Regions from separate parts of the Mus musculus genome. Here region 2 is linked to region 1. A link is a loop called in an ENCODE intact Hi-C map of the cell type or tissue named here. Cell type or tissue: gastrocnemius. All regions are shown on one strand.

Region 1 (2,500 bases):
ATCCAAAGGGATCTCAGAGCTTCAAATGCAGAAAGCAGCTTTTCAAAGAAACGCAATGAGGCTTCTCTGGTCTCCTGCACGCTCTCTAGACACAGGGGACATAAGCACAGGGGAGTTGAGGCTGTGTCCGGTGTCTCACACGGTCTCAGGCACTGATTCGTGAGCTTTCTACTTCAGTAGCTTCTTGGGACACAAACCCCCAAAGATCAGAGAACTGTCTTGTTCTACTGCTCACCTAGAAGGTCATGTTCATTTGTAAACACGCGATTGCTAAAGCTTAAGACAAGATTCTGTTGCTTCAAAGAACCCGTCAGGAAACCCTGGCGCTTTCACATGGGCTTCCTTACTACCACGGACCTTCACCCAGGAGGATACAGGGCACGATCCCCGCTAACGATCTCATGTTTTCTTTCCCTTTTCAAAGGTCCCTGTGTAAACTCAGTCTCTGCTAAAGCTGTCCCAGGCATTCATGACAGGCTGATAAGCCTGGGTGTGACCCAGCTGAACAACTACAGGCTATGGAGCTTCCTCCTAGAGAGTGCAGGGCATTCCTGGACCCTCCTCACTATAGTTCCAGTTTAACAGAGAAGCCCAGGCAGCTCAATTTTCTCCATGCATCTCTGAACTCCCGTTTAATAACCCAGTGACCTCAGTCTCCGAAACTGCAAATGCCAGCTCGGCCTATAGGGACGCTAAGTCAGCCTGCCTTGGAGCAGGGTAGGAACTATAAGGTATTAAGACACAAATGGCAAGCAGATAATTTTTTTTTCAGGTTGATTGGTTTTACTGCTGGGTCTGAAAATATGTTATTGATCACAATTTAAAGAACTAGGCATGTCTTTAAAGTCCAGAGTCAAAAACTATTATTGTCTTATAAGCTATTGGACATGTTTAAAACTCTTTTTTTTTCTTTTTTTTTAAATTAGGTATTTTCTTCATTTACATTTCAAATGCTATCCCAAAAGTCCCCCATGCCCCCCCCCCACTCCCCTACCCACCCACTCCCACTTCTTGGCCCTGGTGTTCCCCTGTACTGAGGCATGTAAATTTAAGTAAGGTATGTGATGCACCTGGAAAGGAGCAATTGCGCATGCGCTACAGTGGTTCCTGTCTGAGTCTTGATGAGGCTCCTGCGACCCCTGGTGGCAGTTGCCCACCTACTGCAGAACGACCTCTGACCCCTGCAAAAAGTTGTGATCCTGACAGATGTGGCCCTAAGCCACAGCTTTTGGTTTATCATCTTGCTATATAATTCTGGGTTCTGGATTTTTAAAACCTGTCCGGAACTCCAAAGTGTCCCAGATATCCTTAAACAAAAAAGTCTGAGGGCTGCCTGCACTGTTTAGTAAAGGCTGTCTGTCCACAACCTCCTGCAGAGTCTACACTGGTTCTAAGAGCTGCTGTTCAAAGGACCTCAACACAACCAGGATCAACCTCTGTCACTAAGGGTGTGCAGTCTCACGGTGACACAACCGTGAAGAGGTGGAGTGATGAATCTTCCCACCAGCTCTCTTAAATGGGGCCTGTAGCCATGCTTGTCTTTAGGGTAGCAAGGATCAAGGGGAATAGGGCCAAGTGGTTAGGACATGTTTAGGACACCTTGCAAGATGCAATCACCACCAATAATTTAGTACTACATCCCAGAACCCAGCATTCAGTAGTCCCTACATACCCTGAGGCCTCTCTGCACAGAAGCTGCCACCTCTCATGGGCACTGGGCAAGGCACAGGGCAGGGACATGCAGCCAAAGTGGGGCTTCCTGTTTCTCCTGCTCTGCGCTCTCCCCAGCCCGCTGTGAACAGCTACACCCTACGCCACACTGCAACACCTCGCTGTCCACAGAACAGTCTGTGCCCTGCTCCCGCCCCCAAGAGAGCTCTGAGCTTTCCAAATATGGGTGTGTGTGTTTTCTTCTTCATTTCCAACACATCATGAATATCTGGGGGAAGAAAATGAGCACTAGACATGGTTTGGCAGCCACAGAAGACTAGGAGGGGTTGTGACCAAGCAAGGCTTGCACCTGGGATCCAATTAGTCAAAACACAAGAGCCAGGCCGGGTGATAGCCCAAATCAGACTTGGTGCAAGTCCGGGCCCCTAGGAGATTCTAGGAGGAACCCGACTGCCACAGTGCAAGAGCTAACTGCATTACAAAGGCTCTTTAGCCAGACAGATGGGAGGCAGTCCACAGACCTGGAGGTGAGGGTCAGCAGGAAAGGAGCCACAGACAAGATTATGTGCTTCAAAGCATGCTGGACCACATCTATATTCATCTAAATAGACAGGATTTCAGACACGCTGAAATTCCCTCACTTCCGACTTAACAACCAGTGTCTATCCGAGTAGAGTTCATGACCAGTTGTGTACCCGGCATGCCAGGGCAAAGCTAACAAACGGTCTCGTGCGGGTAGGGTAGCCTGTGAGGCAGCTCCACCCCTCCTCTGTACACAGAAGCAAGGCAAGCAGCGTGGACATGGCACAGCTTCACTGCCCAGCCTAGA
Region 2 (2,500 bases), 290 kb before region 1:
ATGATCCAGGTAGATGTGGTTGATTATCTGGGCTACAGATTAAACCAAGGGCATGAGATAGAACCAGGGATGGGAATGTGCCAAAACGTGACTGTGTGTCCCTTCCAAAGTTATGCTGGAACTTATACCATAAAAAAGGGAAGTGATTAGTCATGAGGGCTGTGCCCTGGTGAGTGGGTTCAACTTCCTTATAAAAGAGGCGTCAGAGCTGCCTGGGCCTTTCATCTCCTCTGCCACATGAAGCAGAGCATCGGTGTCCCTCTGGCCTTTGACCTCACACCCTATGAGGATGAAACAGAAAGGCACTGTATTAGCGGGAGGAGCCTCCGCCAGACTCCAGTCTGATGTTGCCTTGATGATGCACTTCTCAGCCACAGAACCGTGAGAAATAAACGTCTGCCCTTCCTAAAAAAGCACTAAACCCATGACAATCTGCTGTAGACTAAGCAAGATTACAGCAAAACCAGACAGGCGTGTAATACAGAAAGCAGTGGTGGCTTGTTGAACTGAAGGCTGGAGAGGTCAGAAAACAGAAGGGGACAAAAGTGGAGCCAGAACGGCAATGGAGAAGCGGAGAGTGAATTGTCCTTAACCTGGACTCCATGGAGAAAATTCAGAGGCTCCACGAACTAGGACAGAAAATGCGCTTTGCCTTTTACCGAACTCTAAATGCTGCCTGCATGAATTGTGACTCCAGCAGCAAAGCCCACCAGCATGAGAGGTGTAGTAGGCCAATCTATGAAAGCAGGATTCTGAAATGACTACAAGAGTCGGGCATAAAGCCCATACCCATAATCCCAGCCACTCAGAAGAATTCCAAGCCACTAATATAGAAGTATTAGTTCTGTAGGTTTTCTTATACAGAAACTTTCACGCAGCATAAGCTATATAGCAAAGCCTTATCTTAAATAGACTAAAAATAGCAATTTAACAGGAAAAAAAAATTTAAGAACCTTAAAGCCCAAAACTATGTGCAGGGACTGAGAAAGAAAACCAGCAGACAGAAGTTACGTTTGACTCTAGAAATGCATTTATTTCCTCGTGCCCATCAAACTCCAGAAAGGAACCCAAACCACTCTGTCTTTGTTTTCACTCTGTTCATCCTTTCTTTCTTTCTTTTTTTTTTTTTTTAAATAAAGGTTTTATTTATTTTATGTATGTGAGTACACAGTCACTGTCCTCAGACTCACCAGAAGAGGGCATCAGATCCCATTGCTGTGGTTGTGAGCCACCATGTGGTTGTTGAGAATTGAACTCAGGACCTCTGGAAGAGCAGTCAGTGCTCTTAACCACTGAGCCATCTCTCCAGCCCTTCATCCTCCCATCTTAAGGCATTGGATGTTTTCTATTCATCTTAAGGCATTAGAAACAGTTCAAAGGAGATTCGTTGTCTGGTTTACCTAGGACAGAGGGTGGGCTTTATCAGACACAACCAATGGTAAAACTAGGAAAGTTTGACATTGTAATAATTGCCTTATGAGCCCATCATACCAACTCTGTATAAGACTATCCTAAACATACTTACATTAAGAAAAGCAGTGTCAGGGCTAGAGAGATGGCGTGTGGGTTAAGAACACTTGCTTTTAACTGGTCTGCTTCCAGAGGCTCCAGTTTGATTCCCAGCACCTAAACTGCAGCCCATGACTGTCTGAAACTTCAGATCTAGGCGATCTGGAGCCCTCTTCTGGCCTCCAAGGACACCAGGCACACACACGGTGCATAGGCAGACATGCAAACAAAACACTCACACACACACACACAAATAAACCTTAAAAGTATTGTTTAAGGTTTCTTTTAGATATGAGTCAATCTGTGGATGGACAGTCTTCCTCTCTTACGGTCAGAGAGTACAGGTTAAGTACTTAGCAATTGCCTGACCTTGTATCCATGGTTCTACAGTTTGCAGTCTTGACACATTCACAGATCATGCAATCCTCAGAACTGTGTGAGATAAATTTATCACAAAACCACTGAAGGAATCCAGCCCCTGAAGACTTCTCGGCTTTATTTCTCGAAGCAAGTGAAAACTCCTAGCACCGGCTGCCAAACGCTGAAATACTGTCTGTTAGCGATATGAGTGGTTGTTGCTATGTAGAGATTATGCAAAGCTCCAAGTTTCTTTCTTTTGCAACGTCCATGAGCTCAGCGCACTCTGGCATTGTCTTGATAGGCACTCAGTTAAGGTGATGGTTTACATATTCTTAAAAGGTATGCAAGTCAACAGTTGTTCAAAACTAGTTAGATTAAGAATAGCAATAACTTGCAAATCAGAGTGTGTGGCTTGTAGTAAAAAAAAAAAAAAAAGAAAGAAAGAAAAAACTGCTTCTAGATGCATTATCTAATCGGAAAAATCTACACTTAGTGTGTGTACTCTTGTTAGTCAAAGACAAATTGACACACCCATGTAAGTAGATGTTGATCAATCCAGGAATCTTGCAGGGGTACAGGAATGGAGAAAACCTGGATACACAAACCAGGGCAGTCAATTTAAAGAATTCAG

The links. Peaks named below come from ENCODE experiments on the same cell type or tissue, not always from the same donor. Only the 100,000 strongest peaks of a DNase experiment are listed, where the experiment ranks them.
Region 2: it touches region 1 in a loop (2.8-fold over the local background); 11 of 42 quality-filtered maps call a loop at or near these places.

The regions. Positions count from the first base shown.
Region 1 is chr12:100,478,986-100,481,485 of GRCm38, forward strand. All of the region lies in intron 3 of Ttc7b (tetratricopeptide repeat domain 7B), which reads right to left. It overlaps Gm36375, which reads right to left. Exons shown (of 2, transcript XM_006516439.4): 2 at 1-2,500. Among named protein-coding and RNA genes, the nearest start is that of Gm36375, 15 kb to the right of the region's middle. In gastrocnemius, a CTCF peak has its summit at 1,162 (motif pointing left); a DNase peak (open chromatin) is centred at 1,121; H3K4me3 peaks cover 566 bases; H3K27ac peaks cover 2,500 bases.
Region 2 is chr12:100,184,023-100,186,522 of GRCm38, forward strand. No RefSeq gene overlaps it. Among named protein-coding and RNA genes, the nearest start is that of Gm10433, 2.7 kb to the right of the region's middle. In gastrocnemius, a CTCF peak has its summit at 1,200 (motif pointing right); no DNase peak of the experiment used is centred here; H3K4me3 peaks cover 265 bases; H3K27ac peaks cover 806 bases.